4 separate regions of the Homo sapiens genome follow, and all the other regions are linked to region 1. Evidence: chromatin contacts called from ENCODE Hi-C or POLR2A ChIA-PET data. All regions are on one chromosome and are shown on one strand. The core of a region is the stretch at or near the end of the contact, and the rest is flanking DNA. Distances in the headings are between cores, read along the strand shown. Region 1 holds the start of DNMBP (dynamin binding protein). Region 2 holds the start of OLMALINC (oligodendrocyte maturation-associated long intergenic non-coding RNA). Region 3 holds the start of CWF19L1 (CWF19 like cell cycle control factor 1). Region 4 holds the start of BLOC1S2 (biogenesis of lysosomal organelles complex 1 subunit 2).

The links. A loop is a pair of places that touch in the nucleus more often than their neighbours do. ChIA-PET counts read pairs that join two places held with the same protein, here RNA polymerase II (POLR2A). Pooled maps may share reads with other maps.
Region 2: a loop to region 1 is called in a map of OCI-LY7, with 5 times the contacts of the local background. The contact joins the promoter of OLMALINC here to the promoter of DNMBP in region 1. A Hi-C loop is called at or near these places in 1 of 168 maps with a recorded cell type or tissue (OCI-LY7), 3 of 37 single-sample maps with no recorded cell type and 9 of 50 pooled maps. POLR2A ChIA-PET finds 5 or more read pairs at or near these places in 4 of 52 experiments (BJ, GM12878, H1 and 1 more).
Region 3: a loop to region 1 is called in a pooled map, with 4 times the contacts of the local background. The contact joins the promoter of CWF19L1 here to the promoter of DNMBP in region 1. A Hi-C loop is called at or near these places in 6 of 50 pooled maps. POLR2A ChIA-PET finds 5 or more read pairs at or near these places in 2 of 52 experiments (Panc1 and activated naive CD4-positive, alpha-beta T cell).
Region 4: a map of CD4-positive, alpha-beta T cell shows a loop between it and region 1 (3-fold over the local background). The contact joins the promoter of BLOC1S2 here to the promoter of DNMBP in region 1. A Hi-C loop is called at or near these places in 1 of 168 maps with a recorded cell type or tissue (CD4-positive, alpha-beta T cell) and 10 of 50 pooled maps. POLR2A ChIA-PET finds 5 or more read pairs at or near these places in 1 of 52 experiments (GM12878).

What each region holds. Positions count from the first base shown.
Region 1 is chr10:100,007,061-100,012,084 of GRCh38, reverse strand. DNMBP (dynamin binding protein) reads left to right here and starts at 2,138. Exons shown (of 17, transcript NM_015221.4): 1 at 2,138-2,247. RefSeq lists a silencer at 1,846-2,365 and an enhancer at 5,022-5,024.
Region 2 is chr10:100,369,483-100,375,117 of GRCh38, reverse strand. OLMALINC (oligodendrocyte maturation-associated long intergenic non-coding RNA) reads right to left here and starts at 1,542. Exons shown (of 3, transcript NR_026762.1): 1 at 1,106-1,542. RefSeq lists enhancers at 213-782, 783-1,350, 1,420-1,549, 1,351-1,920, 1,650-1,979.
Region 3 is chr10:100,264,439-100,269,312 of GRCh38, reverse strand. It overlaps CWF19L1 (CWF19 like cell cycle control factor 1), which reads left to right and starts at 1,675. Exons shown (of 14, transcript NM_018294.6): 1 at 1,675-1,742. The coding sequence starts at 1,720. RefSeq lists an enhancer at 3,695-3,944.
Region 4 is chr10:100,282,954-100,288,613 of GRCh38, reverse strand. BLOC1S2 (biogenesis of lysosomal organelles complex 1 subunit 2) reads left to right here and starts at 1,934. Exons shown (of 5, transcript NM_173809.5): 1 at 1,934-2,009; 2 at 2,401-2,517. The coding sequence starts at 1,955. It overlaps PKD2L1 (polycystin 2 like 1, transient receptor potential cation channel), which reads left to right. Exons shown (of 16, transcript NM_016112.3): 16 at 136-465. The coding sequence ends at 218. RefSeq lists a silencer at 1,818-2,017 and enhancers at 2,308-2,607, 2,193-2,700.

The sequences.
Region 1 (5,024 bases), core at 889-3,388:
CGTCTCAAAAAAACAAACAAACAAAAAACTCCGATCCCCAGGCTGGGCGCAGTGGTTCATGCCTGTAATCCCAGTACTTTGGGAGGCCGAGGAGGGTGGATCACCTGAGGTCAGGAGTTCAAGCCCAGCCTGACCAACGTGGCGAAAAAAATAAATAAAACGAAATGCTTGATTTTTCATCTGAATTTCATATGGCATACTTGACTCCAAACAACTTTAGAAAGCTACATCCACAGAAAACAAAATTGTAGGAAACTGAATAATAAGTTATTTTTATTTTGGCTAATAACATTATCCAAAAATAAAGACAATAGATTTGCAATGTTAATTACTTTCTTGAGGAAAGAAAAGTCACTTGTTTTAAAATATTTATTTATTTATTTATTTATTTATTTATTTGAGACGGAGTCTCGCTGTGTCACCACGCTGGAGTGCAGTGGCGCGATCTCAGCTCACTGCAACCTCTACCTCCCGGGTTCAAGCGATTCTCCTGCCTCAGCCTCCCGAGTAGCTGGGACTACAGGCACCCACCACCATGACCAGCTAATTTTTTATTTTTAGTAGAGACAGGGTTTCACCATGTTGACCAGGATGGTCTCGTTCTCTTGACCTCGTGATCCGCCGAAAAGTCACAGTTTTACAGGCAAATGAAGCATTGCTAAGAATTTTAAAGACTCTCCGAACGTTGATATTTTACTACAAAATGTTCTCTTTACAGTGTTAACATGCTTCAAAAAGCAAAGGAAAAAAAAACAGTATGGTGGCTTCTCAAAAAATTAAACACAGAATTACCACATGATCCAGCAATTCTTCTGGATATATACCCAAAAGAATTGAAAGTAGGGACTCAGATATTTGTACACCCATGTTCATTGCAGCATTATTCACCATAGCCTAAAGGTACAAACAACCCAAATGTCCACAGAAAGATGGGATAAACCAAAGATGTTATATACGTACAATTGAGTATTATTCAGCCTTCAAAAGGAAGGATATTCTAACGCATGCTACAACATGGGTGAGCCTTGAAGACATTATGCTAGGTGAAAGAAGCCACTCACAAAAGGACAATATTGTATGATCCCACTTATATGAGGTATCCAGAGTAATCATAGAGACAGAAAGTAGAATGATGGTTACCAGGGGCTGGAGAATGAGGAGTTAGTGTTTAATGGGTACAGTTTCAGTTTGGGAAGATGAAAAAGTTCTGGAGCTGGATGGTGGTGATGGTTGCAGAACAATGTCAATGTACTTAATGCCACTGAACTGTACACTTAAAAAGGATTAAAATGGTAAATTTCATGTGATATATATTTAACCACAAGTTTTTAAAAAGCAAAGGGAAGGAGAAACATATACAGCATGGGATGAGATTTGTGAAATATTTATTTTTGTTGTGCATGCACAGTCATAGACTCGCCGCCTTCTTCAGAATCCTCTAGGTAGATTCCAGAAACGTGAGGCGCAGCAATTCCAGCAACATAGCCAAGCTGTGTAACTTCGTGGTCTTTAAACAAACAACGGGAATACTGCGGGGATTCAGAAACTGAGTCGGAGGAGGAGTTCTGACAGCCCTGCCCAGTTCTTGCTTCTGTCATTTCTTGCTCTCAAATTCTCAAAGATGTCCTGAGAGACTTTCCTCAGAAAAAAATGGGACAGATAGAGGCGAACCCCAGCGAGTATTGTGTGGCATAATAAGGGAAACTGCCTCGGGGTAGCAAAGAGGACAGCATCACACGCAGACAGGAATCGACTTGGACTTCTCTGAATGGAATTTTGACTTTTTTCTAGGTTGGAGGGTGGTGTCGGGAGTGGGGGAACAGCAAGAGTGGAGGAACTTGTCCGCAGCCGGGGCTGCACGTAGGACTGCGTGAGGCCGAGGCCCGACGAGCCGTGTCGGCGCGCTGCGGCGGGGGCGGGCCCCCGTGCCTCAGTTTCCCCGGTGGCCGTTCTGGGAGCGACGCCCCTCTGACGTCGCGAGGCGAGCAGGGCCGGGCCGGCCGCCAGGGGGCGCGAGCGCGGGGCGGGCGCCGGAGAGGTGGGCGCGCGGGCAGCGGAGCTTGGCGCCCCCGGGGCCGCGCGGACCGCGCCGGCAGAGGCGGAAGCCTGAGCGGGAGGCGGGGCGGCGCGCTGACTCACACGGGATCGACCCGCCCGCCGCTTCCAGGGGCGGAGGTGACAGCGGGCTGGGGACTGGCGGCTGCAACTGCCTGCCGCGCCGAGGGACCGCCGGGCGGCGGAAAGCAGGTCAGAGGCCGGGCCAGGCCGGAGCCGGGCGGGGGCCGGGCGGGGAGCGGGGGTCGCGGTCCGGGGCCGCGGGCGGAGGGGACCCGCACCCCGAGAGACGCGCCGCGCCGCGCCGCGCGGCTAGGCCTGTATCGGCCCTTTCCCAGCGGCGGCGCTGTGCTGCGCTCTGTGGGCCAGGAGCCCGCGAGGGACAGTGGGGCGCAGCGGGCCCCCTCGCACTCCTGTAGTCCCCGGGAGTTGGAGGGGTGGTCAGAGCAATGCGAACGTGGGCTTTTCAAGCGGTGTCAAGCCCAGGGCTCTTTCTCTGCACCGCCCTGCCACTCCGGCAATGAGGCGGAATTTTGAGAGCTGGAAAAAGAATTCTGCGTTAGTCCACCCCGCTGATTTTACAGATGTTCGGAGCCTTACGGCATAGGAGGCCGTGATTCTGTGTCAGGGAGACAGGGACAGATGGCTTCCGAAGCAAGGGTTAGACCTGTTCAGCTGGAGATGCAGCTTTGGTCATGGTGGAGTTTTGCAGAAACCCGCGGACACCCGCGTTCCTGCTGCAGGCACAGATGTCCACCGGGCATCTGTGTCTCAAAGGGTGGTGATGCTGTCACTTTAGTAAAGGAATATTGAGGTTACCAAACAGGCCGGGGCCTGATGCAGATGAGGAGTATAGACTTAAATTTTAAGTGCAAAAACAACTTTAAATGCAGTCTCATTATTACTGCCTGTCTCATTTGTACTGTAATGAAGGGTGAATATTTTTGGCACTCACTTATTCTGGAATATGGGTAACTTGCCTTTAGGTCTGTTTTATAGTAATTCTTTTACACAAACATGAAGATCTTGTATTAAAACACTTTCATAACTAATGATGCTGTAGTATGTGGCAGGCGAGTGGTAACGCTAATATTTAGGGTTTGAGCATAGTCTAGCTCTGCTTGTTTACATAGCTGAGTTAAACGGATGAGCAGGACTGATTAATCTGTAGTAGTTTTTGCAAGACTGAAGTACCTGACAGCATTCGGGGATCATTTCTCAGTTGGTGTTCCGTTTATTACTTTCACAGCATGAATACCGACACGGTGATCAGCAAGTTAGTTTATCCTCTACCCATTTTTCTCTAAAATATTGAATTAAAGGATCTCTAAGGTCCTCTTCTGTCTCGAGTTCTCCGATTTTACATGTTAACTTGAAACACGTCACTCATTGTGATAATAAAAATGTTTTAAGAAGAAAAGATTTTTAGAATTCTGCATAATGGGGCATAGCGAATCTTCAAATTCATTATTCTCAGCTCTCTCAGTCACTTTATCAGGGTTGGGCTAAAATAAGTGAAAAGTGACTTTTCAAATTGCAGATACTTACGTGTTAAATTCACTTAAATTCAGAGGCTGCAATGGAGTGATTTCTGGAGGGTGGAGAGTAGCTCAAGTCTGGCTTGGGAACGGGGTTCGTGCAGTGCACTGATAACTTTTGCAATAAGCCAAGAACAGTCTGACTCAGAGAATGTGATAAATTGACTTTTATACAGTGTTCATATTGTGTATTTTTTGGCTGAGATAATAATAATCTTCATAAACGATCTGTTTAAATATGCACCAGTTATTTATTTGTCTTGCAGCCCCAAGGCAGGGCATTTCCCTCAACGTTCCATCAATCTCTTCCTCTTTTCTGGCTCCTGACTTCAGGTGATCCGCCTGCCTCAGCCTCCCAAAATGCTGGGATTACAGGCGTGAGCCACCGAGCCTGGCTTTTGGCTTATTTTCTAGGTTTAGTATTCTGTTGTTTCTAGAGTCAGCTAATGGATTACCTACAACATGGTATTATTACGAGATTATCTCCTGTGAAATTCTCGAATGTGCTTGATCATCTGCCAAAGCATCCTTAGAATTCATTCAGAATACTTCTGGAAAGTTTTGCAACACCAATTCAATTAATATGAAATAGTTTCTTATTATACACACTCTGGAAAACATCTGAATAAGCTAATTTTCAAGATTGGTTAACTTAGTCTTGTTGGTCAGGAGTTAATTATGAGTTATTAGTTTCTTGCCTGGAAAGGCAGAAAGTTCTTAAGTAGCAGCAGTAAAATGAGCTCTTTAATGAAAGAGCCGTTAAACCAAGATGTTAACTTTTAGTTGTGTTCTTTATCCTCCCTGCTATGAAAGGCAGCTGTGGGAGGTGAAATAGAGTAGCTAAAATGTATTATTTCATTTTTAGATTTCTAGATCTTTTCTTCTGACTGAAGGACGTGACCACCAAGAATTGAACCAGCACTTGAGGGCAGGCACATAGGGCATTGTGTGAGGAGTCTGAAGGCATGGCTTTTGGTCCTTACTTGTTTATTCACTGAACACATTCTCACTGAGCACCTGTGTGTGCTGAGAGGGTGGGCACCTGTGTGTGCCGGGAGGAGGAACACCTGTATGTGCTTGTGGGGGGCACCTGTGTGTGCCGGGGTCGTGGTAGCACTTGTGTATGCTGTGGGTGCTGGGAGGGGGAACCAGTTTGAACAAAACAGACTAAGCCCTCGTGGAACAGACACATTCTAATTGGGTGGAAACAGACAAATATGTGAATGAATAGGTCAAAGGATCATAATGCTGTGGAGAACTTTAGAGTCAGGAAAGGGTAAGAGTGTGTGTGTGTGTATGTATATGTGTGGTAGGGGATTTACTTTTTATATAGAGGGGTCAAATAAAGCCTCTACTGAGATAACTTTTTTTTTTTTGGAGACAGAGTCTTGCTCTGTCACCCAGGCTGGAGTGCAGTGGCGTGATCACAGC
Region 2 (5,635 bases), core at 293-2,792, 360 kb before region 1:
AGTGCTGGGATCACAGGCATGAGCCACCACACCTGGCCTCTGTGTCCTCTTTCTACCTTCCCAAGATTCTGTACTTGAATCTTCTTTTTTTTTTTTTACTTTTGAGACAGGGTCTTGCTCTTGCTATGTTGCCCAGGTTGGAGTGCAGTGGCACTATCTCAGCTCACTGCAGCCTAGACCTCCCCAGGCTCAGGTGATCCCCCCACCTCAGCCTCCCAAGTAGCTGGAATTACAGGTATGTGTCACCACACCCGGCTAATTTTTGCAGTTTTTGTAGAGTCGGGGTCTCACCATGTTGCCCAGGCTGGTCTCAAACTCCTGGGCTCAAGCAATCCTCCTACCTTGGTCTCCCAAAATGCTGGGATTACAGGCATGAGCCACCGTGCCCTGCCCAAATCTTCTTATTCTATAATTTCTCTTTAGGTCATCAATTTCTCTCCCGATCCACTATAAACCCTTTGGATCTCATCTCTACTTTTCTTCTCGACACCAGATCCTAATTCCCAACTGTCTACTGGGTATTACATCCACAGGGATGTACTTCTTGCAATTCAAATGCCACATGTCAAAAACTGAACTCCTATTCCCTTTGCAAAATCCCTCTGCTTCTCTCTTTCTCTCTCCTTTTTGCTACCTATTTCAGGTAGGGGAAGTGGTGTCCTTCCAGCCACTCAGGCTAGAAACCTCAAAGTCCTCTTCTGATTGCTGTCCTCACTCATCTCACACATCCAGTCAATAAAGTGCTATTGATTCTCCTCCCAAATGCCTCTCAGCTTGTGCCCTTCCTTTCCATTCCCACCGTGACTATCCCAGCTTTTGAGGTCCCATGACTCTTCACCAGAGTGGTAACAATAGCTTCCCAACATCTCCCAGCCCCCATCCCCCCGCTACTCTGCTCTGTTGCCATGAGAGTTAACTTTGCGAAACAGAGAGATTATTTTCCTCTCCTGCTTGAAAATATCTGATGACTTCTTATCACTTACAGAAGCAAGTCTAAACTTTCCACTGTCTCCTCCCACTCTCCCACCACACACCACCTTCCTGCGCCGGTTGCGTCAGCCTCGAACGTTCCTGAACGCTTTGCTGTTCCTGTGCTTTTACTCACGTTCTCCCCAGTGACTGCCCAATCTTTAGTGTGTTTTGCTGACTCCTGGCGCTCTGGCTTTTCCATAAGAGGCGTTTTTGCACGATTGCAGACAGGAATAAAAATGAGCTCTGCCTACTGGGCCGTCCTGGTTAGCAAGGTCTACACCACCTCAAAGGCAGCTATGGACTAAGAGCCCACAAAGAATCTCGGGTTATGAGGGAGGGGCTGGCCGTGGAGACGGCTAAAGCGCCTCATTTGTCTTCCCAGCAGGGAAGCGATGGGACCTCGGCGGGCAGGGAACGCGATCTCCACCCGTCTGGAAAACTCTCTGAGTTCTGGAGCACTGTTCGCGGCCGGACTGAGTGGCATGTCCGCATTTTCCCCATTCCAGGGTAGGGCAGACTGAGGTAGGAGAGCAGAGCCCCGAGGCCGACTCCCCGGGAAAAAAAAAAAAAGGAAAAAAGGCTCCCGCCGACCTGTGATTCACAGGAGCAAGAGGCTGGAAGGACCGCGCCTCCTGATTGGAGCAGACAGAATCAGACAAGCTTGGGGGCCGCTGATTGGCTCCGGCGTGGTCAGGCGCTGGTGGGCTGTTGTAGGTGTAAATAGCTCTTGAAGGCCCGGGTCTGTGACCGGCAGTAACCCCGGCGAGAGTGGGTGGAGAGGGAGGCGCTTCCTCTCCATTCATGTCAGCTGCCAGCCAGGCCCGGGCAGGCCGGCCCTTTAGCGGAGGGGACTGGGCAGGACGAGGCGATGGGTGTCTTCGGAGATCTTAAGCTGGGCTGAAAGTTAAACACTCACCCGCAGGGCTGAGCCAGAGCTGGCACCTTCCACACCGAGCCCCTTCCTATCTGTGACTGTTGAAAAGTTTAATGTGATGTTCTGGGTGAGGACCGAGGCGTTGGAGGTCGCTAGGAGGGTAGTTTTACGGAGTCGCGTTAATGGCTGTAGTGGGTGTACCTTAGTGACCACAGGGAGGTGGCAGCCTGTCCTCTCCTCCTCCTGGTCACCGTATTCTATTTGCGGAAAAGGTAAGAATGGAGGCTTGGATAGTCTTTCTACTAGAGATGCAACTTCTCCCACCCTCTACTCCAGGGGAAAGAGAAGTCTGTGGGGAACTGGCTTTGTAAAAAGTAGGAAAGAGGAAAGGGACAAATGGGTACACGTTAAGAAGAGGGTGACTCTCATACATTGCTGGAGAAAATTTAAAGTGGTGCAGCCACTGGGGAAACAGTTTGATGGTGCCACAAAAGGTTAAATATCAAATTAGCATCTGGCCCAGCAACTCCACTCCTAGATATAAACCCTAATAAATTATAAACGGGTACTCATATTTGCACTCAAATGTTCATGGCAGTGCTATTCACAATAACCAAAAGGTGGAAGCAACTCCAGTGTTCATCAATTGATAAATCAGTAAACCAACTGTGGTGTATTCATACAATGGAATATGAATAGGTAATAAACAGGAATGAAGTACTGATATATGCTCCAATGGGGATGAACATTGAAAGATTATGCCAAGAGAAGGAAGCCAGACACAGAAGGTCATATATTGTACGATTCCATGTATAGGAAATATCCTGAAGTGGTAAATCCACAGAGACAGAAAGCAGACTGATGGTCACCAGGGGCCGAGTGTGGGTGGGAAGATGGGGAATCACTGTTGAATGGGTTCAAGTTTTCTTTTGGGGTGAAAATGTTTTAGAACAAAAGGTAGTGTTTGCACAATGTTATGAATGCACTAAGTGCCACAGAACTGGTCAATTTAAAATGGTTAGTTCGGCCTGGCACGGTGGCTCACACCTGTAATCCCAGCACTTTGAGAGGGTGGGGCGGGCGGATCACCTGAGGTCAGGAGTTTGAGACTAGCCTGGCCAACGTGGTGAAACCCCATCTCTCCTAAAAAAAAAAAAAAAAAGAAAGAAAGAAAGAAAAAAAAAGATGGGCATGGTGGCAGGTGCCTGTAATCCCAGCTACTCAGGAGGCTGAAGCAGGAGAATCGTTTGAACCCGGGAGGCGAAGGTTGCAGTGATCCGAGATCATCCCATTGCACTCCAGCCTGGGCGACAAGAGCAAAACTCTGTCTCAAAATAAATAAATAAAATAAAATGGTTAGTTTAGCCGGGCACGGTGGCTCACACCTGTCATCCCAGCACTTTGGGAGGCCAAGGGAGGAGGATCACTTGAGCCCAGGAGTTTGAGACCAGCCTGGGCAATATAGTGAGACCCCTATCTCAATAAATAAAGTGGTTAGTTTTATATTGTGTGAATTGTCTCTCAATTAAAATGTATCTCTCTCTCTCTCTCTCTCTCTCTCTCTCTCGCAAACAAACTGACAGACTAAAAGGTGAGTCCTTCCTGCTGTCCATAATTCTCTAAGAAAGAAATAAGAAACAGCAATTCTGAGTCCTCTGCTGCCTTTCACTTCCACTTTCCTCTCTGTTTTTTGAAGTCTGGCATGGTCCTGGTTACTGACTGCTCCCCATGGAAAATGGCCAGGAGGGAGAGGGCCCCTTCCGCCCCTCTGAGAAGGTCCTCGCCTGGGCCCAGAACCACTGTGAGTCAGCCCGGCATACACACACTGAGCCTTTGTGAGCGCTCTGTGGCCAGGGTGTAGCTGGCTGGGCGGGACCGCGTGGGGGAAGGGCAGGTCCGGGTCCTGAAAGTGGGAAGGCTTCTGCCTCCAGCAACCCCAGTATGGAATCTCAACTCCTTGGAGCCTGCAATTAGGGCCTGTGGCATTTGTTCCAAAGTCAGTGTACAAGAATCAGCGCTTTGCCTGCAGCACGGAAAGTTAACTACAGGTCACAAAATATGACTCCTACTCCCTGTGACATTTCACACAGTTTGTAGCAGTGACAGAATTTAGAGCAAGACATGAGCTCATTCTGTCATTTCCAGTGCTGACTGTTTAGGGGCAGGGAGACATTTCTGAAAGAGGAAGATGCTTTTGAGGAGCTCACAATCTTATAGGAGGGTGAAGTGTAGTTTAGGAAAAGTAGACAGGAAATGTTGGGTACGTATCTATGGTTTGAGAGGAAAGCTTAAAACCCAGGTGTGACTGAATGTTAAGACGGGTCAGGAGGTGGAGTGAGCTGGGTTCTTCCGGAACAGTGGATGCATCTGCTGTTTGTGCAAAACTTAAGCTCCCTGCCACTGCCACCCAGGGAGGAGGGTCACATCACCAGGCTTTGCCTCTGAGTATAACTGAATATTGCCAGGCATACAGTTGGACATATGACAGATTACGACATATCTAGTTTGTCATCTGCTCCACACCCAGTAGAGCCAGTAGTTAAGACCATAGGTCTGGAACCAGATCATAGCAACATTACACATTTTCTCACAGCTTTTTCTCCAAGTGAACTCAGTTACCTCATCAGTAAAATCCAGGTAACAATAACACCTGCTTCGGATGTGGTGCGATAACACACTGCCAAGCATTCAGTACAGTGCCCAGCTCTAGTAAATATTGTTATTGTTATTATGATTGTATCCACAAGTCTGATGGACTCAGAACTTTAATTTCCCACTCAAAAGGAAGTTAGGTCTGTGTTTATGCAGTTGCCTAAACCCCTTTAACTAAATGTAGAACATGGTATCTCGATTTTTCCAAGTAACTTGGTACAGCCAAATTGTCATATTATACTCCAGTTTATAGCAGCTTGCCTTTTCTCATGTGGCTAGTCTTTGTCCCTTTGAAGTTTGAGACTAGAGACTACATCACTGCATAATTAAGAGAACATGGACTGGGTGTGGTGTCTCATGCCTGTAATCCCAGCACTTTGGGAGGCCGAAGTGGGCAGATCACTTGACGTTAGGAGCTCGAGACCACCCTGGCCAACATGGTGAAACCCCATCTCTACTAAAAATACAAAAATTAGCCAGGCATAGTGGCAGATGCCTATAATCTCAGCTACTTGGGAGGCTGAGGCAGGAGACTCGCTTGAACCCGGGAGGCAGAGGTTGCAGTGAGCAGAGAACGTGCCACTGCACTCCAGCCTGGACAACAGAGTGAGACTCTATCTCAAAAAAAAAAAAAAAGAGAGAGAGAGAGAATATGGAGCACTTCCTTTAATCAAAAAATTTATTTTCATCAGTACTTAATATATTTGGGTTTGTGTCTCAGCTACAACTAGTGGTAAAACATTAAGAGGGTTTTTTAAAATATAATTTTTTATCAAGATATAATTTATATACCATAAAATTACTCTTTTAGTGTATGATGCAGACATTTTTAGTATATTCACAGAGACATGCAACCCTTACCAAAATCTACCTAAAGAACATTTTCATCACTCCCCACAGAACCCATGCACATTGGCAACCCTTCCCCCAGTCTCTAGCAACCACAGATCAACTTTCTGTCTCTAGATGTCCCATTCTGGACATTTCATAATAAATGAAATCATACGATATATAGTTTTTTGTGTCTGACTTCTTTGCCTTCTTTGACTTTGAATAACATTTTCAAGGTCCATCCCTATTGTATCATGTATCAGTACTTCATTCTTTTTTATGGCTAAATAATACTCCATTATATGA
Region 3 (4,874 bases), core at 426-2,925, 260 kb before region 1:
AGTACCTGGGAGTACAGGCATACGGCCACCATGCCCAGCTAACTTTTTTTTTTTTCTTTTTAAATTTGTAGTAGAGACGAGGTCTGGCTATGTTGCCCAGGTTGGCCTTGAACTCCTGTTCTCAAGTGAACCTCCCGCCTCAGCCTCCCAAAGTGCTGGGATTACAGGCATGAGCCACTGTGCCTGGCCTGTAGTTCTTCTTTAATCTTATGTTTTATTAATTTTGAATTATTTAGATGCCCTTGATGAGTCTTCCTTTCCCCGCAGTCGTCAGGAACTCTCTCTTGTTTCCATTTCCTTACACACTTGTTTCCTACCACTTGGCCTGAACCCTTCAAAAAAGTCAATATTACAAAAACTAAAACCAAATAGGTAGGAGGGCTTTTGTAGATTAAAATAGAGACAGAACCAAATGCAAGTGTGAAACTTGATTGCATCTGAATCAAAACAAGCCCCAAATATAAAATCAGTTTGTAGGGAAATATGGAGAACTTTAAATATGGATGTATATTAGGTAATATTATTGAATAATTAATGTTAATTTTCTTAGCTGTGTTAATAGTATTACGGTTATGTAGGAGGATATCCTAATCTTAGGAGATAAATGGAGATGTATTCCTGTTGTCCGCACTTTATTTTATTTTATTTTTTGACACGGAGTCTCGCTCTGTCGCCCAGGCTGGAGTGAAGTGGCGCGATCTCGGCTCACTGCAACTTCCTCCTCCTGGGTTCAAGCGATTCCCCTGCCTCAGCCTCCCGAGTAACTGGGACTGCAGGTGCGTGCCACCACGCCCGGCTAATTTTTTGTATTTTTAGTAGAGAGGGGGTTTCACCGTGTTAGCCAGGATGGTCTGGATCTCCCAAAGTGCTGGGATTACAGGCGTGAGCCACTGCGCCCGGCCTGTACTTTACTTTCAAATGATTGAGTGAGAATGGAAGGGCTTGGGCACTTTGAGAGAAAGAGAACACAAGCAAATTTGCCAACATGCTGAGACTTACTGAATCAAGGTAATAGCCATTATTCTTTTAACTTTTTTTTTTTTAATTTGAGACGGAGTTTCGCTCTTGTTGTCCAGGCTGGAGTGCAATGGCGCGATCTTGACTCACTGCAACCCCCGCCTCCCTGGTTGAAGCAATTCTCCACCATGCCCGGCTAATTTTTGTATTTTTAGAAGAGACGGGGTTTCACCATGTTGCCCAGGCTGGTCTTGAACGCCCGACCTCAAGTGATCCGCCCGCCTCAGCCTTCCAAAGTGCTGGGATTATAGGCGTGAGCGTCCACGCCCGGCCTCTTAACTTTTTGATAGGTTAAAAACTTACAAAAAACGTGGATAGAGGGGGTCTGTCTTGCCCACTAGACCGATATGGTTAGGTTAGGTTAGGTTAGGTTAGGTTAGGTTAGAACCCGACATTGTGCTCTGTACTTCCTAGCCATTCATTCGCTTCAAGTGCTCTGAAATTTAATTTAAAAAATCATAGTTGGAATCCTTTCGGTCACTTTCTCTTTCTCCCTTCGTTCCTCCCTTTCCCTCTTGATTCTTCCTTGAGGCGCAAACACCTGAGAGAGGCTTCTGTCCCTCGGCGGTCTCCGTAAGTAAGTGAACCGTTATTGGCTGGAGGGCGCTGACGTCTGATTGTTGCGCGGTCGCATTTTTCCGGGGAGCGCGGATTCGCATTCCCAATTTTAGGTGGCAGTCGCAACCCATACTATTCGGACAGATGGCACAGAAACCGCTGCGCCTGTGAGTGACCGTGAATGGAAGCCTCTCTCCCTGTGTCTCTTTCGTGTGTGTAGGTGACGACACGGGCGGGAGTCTTTCCCATGACGGGAAGGGAGAAGGAAAAGGCGGAGAGACACGGGGCTGCTGGGGAGCTTAGGTGATGTCTTTGCCTGGCCGGGGCTGACCTCTTTTCCTGGCCCTTTTCGCTTCTGAGGGGGTTTCTCTTGGCGACGCTCGTTCGGAGAGGCGGAAGCTCCCAGAGTTAGGCCTCCTCCATCTTAGGGGGCAGTCCTGGCCTCTGACACATCCTTTCCCCTTCGTTTCTCCTGACCCCATTTATTTACTCGCCAAATAGCCATTGGGCCCACTGATGGGCCCTGGGCAGTGGTGGACAGAGTAGATAGGGACCCTTCCCTGGGGCATTTTTTTTTTTTTTTTTTTTTTGCGAGGAGGAGGGGTGGGGGTGGTGGTGAAGAGAGGGCTTCATGCAGCAAGTATTTATTGAAGAACTGCAGTGTGCCGGACGCTGTGCTAGGTGTTGCAACAGATGGAGTTCCTGCTTTAATGGAGCGTAGAGTCTAGAGGAACAGGTACTAAAGAATCCAGATAATGGGCCGGGCGCGGTGGCTGAGGCAGGAGAATCGCTTGAACCCGGGAGGCGGAGGTTGCTGTGAGCCGAGATCGCGCCACTGCACTCCAGCCTGGGCGACAGAACGAGACTCTCAAAACAAAACAAAACAAAACAAAACAAACAAAAAACAATACAAATAATGGCCGGGCGCGGTGGCTCACGCCTGTAATCCTAGCACTTTGGGAGGCTGAGGCGGGCGGATCACTTGCGGTCAGGAGTTCGAGACCAGCCTGGCCAACGTGGTGACACCCCGTCTCTACTAATACAAAAAAAAAAAATTAGCCAGGCGTGGTGGCGCGTGCCTGTAATCCCAGCTACTTGGGAGGCTGAGGCAGGAGAATCGCTTGAACCCGGAGGCGGAGGTTGCACAGTGAGCCGACACTGCACCTCTGCACTCCAGCCTAGGTAACAGAGTGAGACTCCGTCTAAAAAAAAAGGAATTCAGATAAATGTAAAGTTACCATAGTGATAGGGCCAGGCGCAGTGGCTCACGCCTATAATCCCAGCGACTCCGGAGGCCAAGGCAAGAGAATCACTTGAGTCCAGGAATTCAAGACCAGCCTGGGCAATATAGCAAGGCCCCGTTTCTACAAAAAATACAGAAAAAAAAAAAAATTAGCCGGGCGTGGTGGTCCCAGCTAATTGGGAGGCTGAAGCAGGTGGACCACCTGAGCCTGGGGAGGTCGATGCTGCAGTGAGCTGTGATCGTGCTGCTGATCTCCAGGCTGGGTGACAGATTGAAACCCTGTCTCAAAAAAAAAAAAAAAAAAATTGCAATAGTGGTAACTTTTGGGAAGAAAATATTCGTGAATCTGGGAGAGTGCATAAGAGGGGTATTTGGCTTAATGATAGGAGTCAAGAAGGCTTCCCGAGAATGTTAGGATTGAGCCTTGGGAAATAAGAGTAATCCATTGCTTAACAGCAGGGTTATGTTCTGAGAAATGAGTTGGTAGGCGATTTCGTCATTGTGCGAACATCTTTGAGTGTACTTCCAGAGACCTAGATGGTATGGCTTCCTGTACACCTAGGCTAAATGGTATAGCTGTACGTCAAGTTACTGTACTGAATACTGTAGGCAATTGTAACACAATGGTAAGCATTTTTGTATTTAAATATAGAAAGGGTACAGTGAAAACACCTGGCCGGGTGTGGTGGCTTATGCCTGTAATCCCAACACTTTGGGAGGCCGAGGTGGGTGGATCACCTGAGGTCAGAAGTTCAAGACCAGCCTGGCCAACATGGTGAAACCCTGTGTCTACTAAACATACAAAAATTAGCCGGGTGTGGTAGCGGGCGCCTGTAATCCCAGCTACTCAAGAGGTTGAGGCAGGAGAATGGCTTGAGCCTGGGAGGCAGAGGTTGCAGTGAGCCGAGATCGCACCACTGCACTCCAGCCTGGGCGACAGAGCGAGACTGTCTCAAAAAAAAAAAAAAAGAAAAAGAAAAAAAGAAAATACTGTATACAGGAAAAAAAAAAAGGGCACAACCTGTGTAGGACACTTATCATGAATGGAGTTTGCAGAACTGAAAGTTTCTCTGAGTGAGTTAGTAAGAGGTGAGTGAATGTATTACTTTACAGTATTGTAGACTTTATGAATACTGTACACTTCACCTATATTAAATTTATTAAAATATTATTTTCAACAGTAAACCTTAGTTTACTGTAACTTTTACTTTATAAACTTTAAGTTTTTTTACACTTTTTGACTCTTGTTATAACACAGCTAAGACATAAAACACATTGTACAGCTGTACAAAAATATTTTCTTTATATCCTTATTCTACAAGCTTTTTTCTATTACTTTTTTTTTCTTTTTACCTTTTAAACTTTTTTTTTTTTTGGAGACAGGGTCTCACTGTCGCCCAGGCTGGAGTGCAATTGTGCAATCACGGCTCACTGCAACCTCAACCTCCTGGGCTCAAGTGATTCTCCCACTTCAGCCTCCTGAGTAGCTGGGACTACAGGCGGAAGCTACCACACCTGGCTAATTTCTGTATTTTTTGTAGAGAGGGGGTTTTGCTATGTTACCCAGGCTGGTCTTGAACTCCTGGGCTCAAGTTACCCTCCTGCCTCAGCCTCCCAAAGTGCTGGGATTACAGACGTGAGCCACTGTGCCTGGCTTTAAACTTGTTTTGTTGCAAACTAAGACACACACACGAGTCTAGGCCTACACAGGGTCAGGATCATCAGTATCACTGCTGTTCACCTCCATATCTTGTCCCACTGGAAGGGCTTCAGTAGTAATAACATGCATGAAGCTGTCATCTCCTATGATAACAGTGCCCTCTGGAATACTTCCTGAAGGACCTGCCTGAGGCTTTTTTACAGTCAACTTTTTTTTTTTTTTTTTGAATACGTAGGAGTGTACTCTAAACAGTAAAGAGCATACCATACTGAATATATTTTTTTTTTTTTGAGATGGAGTCTTGCTCTGTTGCCCAGGCTGGAGTGCAGTGCCGCGATCTCAGCTCACTGCAAGCTCTGCCTCGTGGGTTCATGCTATTCTCCCGCCTCAGCCTCC
Region 4 (5,660 bases), core at 685-3,184, 280 kb before region 1:
CTGTGAAAAAGGTAGAAACCAAGAGAGTAGGCGGTATCTAGATGTCTTCCTACTTCCCAGTGAATCCTATTCTTATCCTTTGTGCATCCCAAGATTTGTTGCTAGCACCCATGGGTTTCTCGTTTTCCCCCACAGAGGTTCCCTATAAAAGAGAAGAGGAAGCCTTAGAGGAGAGGAGACTCTCCCGTGGTGAGATTCCAACGTTGCAGAGGAGTTAAGTGTGAGGCACTCCCGGAGCAAAGTCTATGAAGGATCTTCTGCAAGAGGCTGCCTCCTGGTCCACTGAACCTGGAAACTGAGTGGGCTTTAACCAGGAGATAAAAATGGAGCCTGAAGGGAATCAGGCAAGGAAATGAACTCAGGATTCAGAGATCTTTGAATTAATATGTGGTGGGTTCTGACATTATTCTTCCATAAGACCATGTGGGTTTCCATGGTGGCTATCAATAAAACTCCTTAGGAAAACTTGGACTTTGCATTTGCTTCTGGTATTATAGAGGGAAGAAAGGCTGAAATTGTGGGTCATCCATGTGCCTGGGCTGGAATAGGTTCATGCTCTCTAGGAGGTATAGAGTAGGTGCAGTGATGTGAAGGAGCTGGGCTATAAGAACTTCTAGGCCTAGCACAGTGACTCACGCTTGTAATCCCAGCACTTTGGGAGGCTATGTTGGGTGGATCACTTGAGGCCAGAAGTTCCAGACAAGCCTGGGCAAAATGCTGAAATCCTGTCTTTAATAAAAATACAAACAAATTAGCCAGGTGTGGTGGCGCGTGCCTGTTATCCCAGCTACTTGGGAGGCTGAGGCATGAGAATCGTTTGAACTCGGGAGGTGGAGGTTGCAGTGAGCTGAGCCGAGATCACGTTACTGTACTCCAGCCTGGGTGACAGAGCGAGACTCTGTTTCAAAAAAAAGAACTTCTGGCTCGCAGGAATGGCTTGAAATAGTGGCTACTATGGTTGCACCATAGGAAAAGTGGGGACAGGTGACAAGTGAGACTCAGTCCTCAGGGTGGAGACAGTCAGGGTAGGAGGGCTGGGGATAAGGGGTAGCTGGCGTGTGTGTGTATGTACTGGCATCGGGGTGGGGTGAGAGGGTGCAGAGGGAGGATAACCAGGGATAAGAAAAGAAACTACCAAGATTTTGGGTGTCCAGGAGCCTGCCTGAGGCCTGCTGAATATCTCCTATCCCTTCTTCTGTGGCCTTTATCCCTCCTCATTTTGCACCTTCAATTGCTCCCCAGTCACTTCTTCTCATCCATCTCTTTCACTCACTCCTGTTCTCCCATCCCATTAAGTACTCTGTACACCTAGGAGGCTTGTGAAACAGCTTAAATGCAATTAAGATAACCAGAGTGTATCCTCAGCCCTAAAAAAGTTACAGTCTAAGCTTTCTTCAAGGAAGGCTGTATCAACTGAAGAGAAGTAGATGCCTGCCTGCAGTTTAAGAAATAGGGGCCAGTGAGTTGGTGTTAACTCAGGACATTGGGAGGGACAGTATTTAGGACCAGGGATCAATGCCTGAAGGTTTCCCAAAGTGTGGACGAGACAACCTGTAAAACTTTGGATTCCCTGAGCAATCTTTTGATGACTAACTCCAGTGCGGAGTGTCAGGAGAGCGGGCAATCCGTCTTCAGTGGTTTTGGTCAGCAGGCCACAAACAGGGTTGACTATTCCCAGACGGGTCGTGAGTGGTACAAGATGAGTGATCCCTCCAGGGTGTGACTGTAGGGATGAGCTCGCCCTCAGTCCCAGACGTCGCGACTGTTGGCAGTGGATCAATTCACAACAGCCTGGCGTAGCTTCAATTTCGGCTCCGGAATCGCCCTTTGCTGTGTCATAGACCTGAGGCTGGACTGGACCGCTAGGCGCAGGACTGCAGGGCCGGCCGGGTGGGCGGGGCACACCCAGTGCGCATGCGCAGCACCCCGGCCCGGAAACAGCGCGGGGTCCGCTATGGCGGCGGCAGCCGAGGGCGTACTGGCGACCCGGAGTGATGAGCCCGCCCGAGGTACCCGGAATGGATGGGGAGGAAGCGTCCGGTGGGGGGCCTGGGGCTCCGTCTCGGGTGGGCGAGGTTGAGTGTGTGGTGGCTCACCTGGCAGGAACGGGCTGGTGAGAGGAGTGCACTTGTCGCTGCGCGCGAGTGTTTGTCCTGTCAGGGTGACTGGGATGGTGCCAGGATGAGCGGGGGTGCCGGGTATGGGCGAGGGGCGGTGCGAGGGAGGCGAGTTGATGTGTCAGATGGGCAGGGACGCAGTGAAGGACTTGAAATTATGGCAGATGGAGAATGGAGCCGACTTGATGGAATGAAGGCAAGTGGAGGGATGTCGGAACAGGCTGCTTTGGCTGGATTAGCACCGGGTGTAGGCGGGACACTTAGTCATTCTCCCTTGGCCCAGACGATGCCGCCGTGGAGACAGCTGAGGAAGCAAAGGAGCCTGCTGAAGCTGACATCACTGAGCTCTGCCGGGACATGTTCTCCAAAATGGCCACTTACCTGACTGGGGAACTGACGGGTGAGGCGGGGTCTGGGTTGATTCGGGTGCGGTTTGGCCCAGGAGGCCTGGGAGATGGTTAGCAGCATCAGTCTGCAGCTCCCTTCCTACCCTGCATGCCCTGAGACAGGCCTGTTGGAAGTTGGGGGAGGCCATGAATGGGAGAGAAAGAAAATACAACTCTGCAGGCCTCTGTAACATAGACTAATGAGAAAACAATAACAAAAAAGAGTTCATATCCAGCAACAGTAATCAAGAAGTGCTTCCTTGGGGAAAGTGTATTTTGAGCAGGGTTGTGAAGGGAATTATTGGTGGAAAAGGGGGAGATGATACAACTAGCGAATGAGGTGGTATGTGCAAGCAGTGTGTTTGGCTAAAGCAGAAGATGTGTTTACCGGGATAAAGAGAAATGAAATTGAGGAACGGGGAGTGACCTGCAGATTTAGGGACCTATTAGTTTGGTCTGAGGATTTGATAACCCATCCTTTGGGACATGACTAGTGTTTGATCGTTTCCAAGTGGACACATGACCTATGTGTGGAGGAGGATCAGAAAGTGAAGTATGGGCAGGGCGCGGTGGCTCATGCCTTTAATCCCAGAGGCCGAGGCTGGTGGATCACTTGAGGTCAGGAGTTTGAGACCAGCCTGGGCAAAATGGCGAAATCCTGTCTCCACTAAAAATACAAAAATTAGCCGGCCGTGGTGGCGGGCGCCTGTAATCCCAGCTACTGGGGAGACTGGGGCAGGAGAATCGCTTGAACCCAGGAGGTGGAGGTTGCAGGTTGCAGTGGACTGAGATCACACCACTTGCACTCCAGCCTGGGCGACAGAGTGTGACTCCATCTCAAAAAAAATGAGAAAGAAAAAAGAAAAAGAAAGAAAGTGAAGTCTGGTCCAGTACAGCATCTCAAAAACATTTATTAAATTGTTTCACTTCCCCAGGAAATTACTGTAAGCTAAATTTGTGAATCAGAATCTATGAGAAAAGGCTTGATACAGAATAGTAGGGGTTGTGAATCTGTAATTTTTTTTTTTCTTTTTCTGTTTTTAAGAGACAGGGTCTCACTATGTTGCCTGGGCTGGTCTTGAACTCCTGAGCTCAAGTGATCCTCTTTCCATCTATTTTGGTTGATGGCACCACCCAGGCTTAAAACCCCAGATACATCTTAGTCTGCTTCCATCCCTCAATATCTACTTGAACAAGTCCTATAAATTCCACTTCTGTAATGTTCTTGCACCCATGCTCTCCTTTCCATTCCTTTTACCACCACTCTGCCTGAGATCTTCATTACTTTTCTTTTATTATTATTATTATTTAAAAAAATATGGCCAGGCACGGTGGCTCATGCCTGTAATCCCAGCACTTCGGGAGGCCTAGGCAGGTGGATCACCTGAGGTCAGGAGTTCCAGACCAGCCTGCTCAACATGGCAAAACCCTGCTTCTACTAAAAATACAAAAATTAGCCAGGTGTGGTGGCACACGCCTATAATCCCAGCTACTCAGGAGGCTGACACGGGAGAATCGCTTGACCTGAGAGGTGGAGGTTATAGTGAGCTGTGATCGTGCCATTGCACTCCAGCCTGGGTGATGGAGGGAGACTCTGTCCTAAATAAATAAATAATAGAGATGAGGTCTGCTCCGTTGCCCAAGCTGGCCTCAAGTGATCCTAACACCTCAGCTTCCCAAAATGCTGGGATTACAGGTGTGAGCCACTGCACCCAGCTGTGACTCTGTAAGTTATCAGCCTGATTATTTGTTTGTTTATTTTTGAGCAAGAGAAACCAAGTAACAAAATGTAGGTGTTTGGCTTCTCTTTAACAATTCCAAAGATTTGGCGCTACTAGCCCCTGCATTCTTTCAAGGCTATAATTGACTAGAGCTGAGCAGCTGCCTCTTAAAAGGACTAGTGCTATCTAATTTGTCCTTACCACTTTCTGTTTTCTCCCTTTACTGGGAACTAGTGTCAAGTGCCATTGATCACTGTTCTCTACTGTTATTTTTATTAGTAGCAGTACAGAAATGGTTTTCTATACCAATGGCTCTATCAAAACTGGTAAAGTAAATGATGGGCTAAGAGGATTGCATATTGCAAGAAGTAAGGGGAAGCACATTTCTTCATGGAAGTGAATAATTTTCTTATGCATTTAATGTGCAAGCACTTGGCTTACTTTACTCATTTACGTTATCTTGCTGGCTTCTAGGTGTTTGAATATGTCACCCTTGTTTTATTTTATTTTATTTAGACGGAGTTTTCGCTTTTGTTGCCCAGGCTGGAATGCAGTGGTGCAATCTCGGCTCACTGCAACCTCCGTCTCCCAGGTTCAAGCAATTTTCCTGCCCCAGCCTCCAAAGTAGCTGGGATTACAAGCACACGCCACCACGCCTGGCTAATTTTTATTTTTATTTTTAGTAGAGATGAGGTTTTGCCATGTCAGCCAGGCTGGACTTGAACTCCTGACCTCAAGTGATCTGCCCACCTTGGCCTCCCAAAGTGCTGGGATTACAGGCATGAGGCGCAATGCCTAGCTGTGACCTTTGTTTTAGAGAGACTAATTTGATAGCAGTATAAATATGAGAGTGTAGATATGGGGGAGAGAGAACAGAGAGAGATGAGCAATAATTCAGATGAAAAGTAATAGAGGACCAGGCACCGTGGCTCATGCCTGTAATCCTAGCACTTTGGGAGGCAGGAGAATTGCTTGAGGCCAGTAGTTTAAGACCAGCCTGGGCAACATAGCACGACTCCATCCTTGTAGTCTTGTCTTTTCCCCTACCATCCAGAGGTTACATGCTCCAAGTAATCTAATAATAATAAAAGAAAAGAAAAGTAATGAAGATCTGAGGCAGAGTGGTGGTAAAAGGAATGGAAAGGAGAACATGGGTGCAACAGCATTACAGAAGTGGACTTTATAGGACTTGTTTAAGTAGATATTGAGGGATGGAAGCAGACCAAGATGTATCTGAGGTTTTAAGCCTGGGTGGTGCCATCAGCCAAAATAGCTGGAAAGAGGAACCATGTTTAGTGTGAAAATGTTTTCAGTTTTGGGTTGGCTGCTTGTTGATGTAACTAGGGAACTCAGGTGACTTGTACATTGGATTCCAGAGCTCAGAGATTGATCAGAGCACAAGAAACAGATTTCGGAGTCACTTTCGTAGTGGTGTG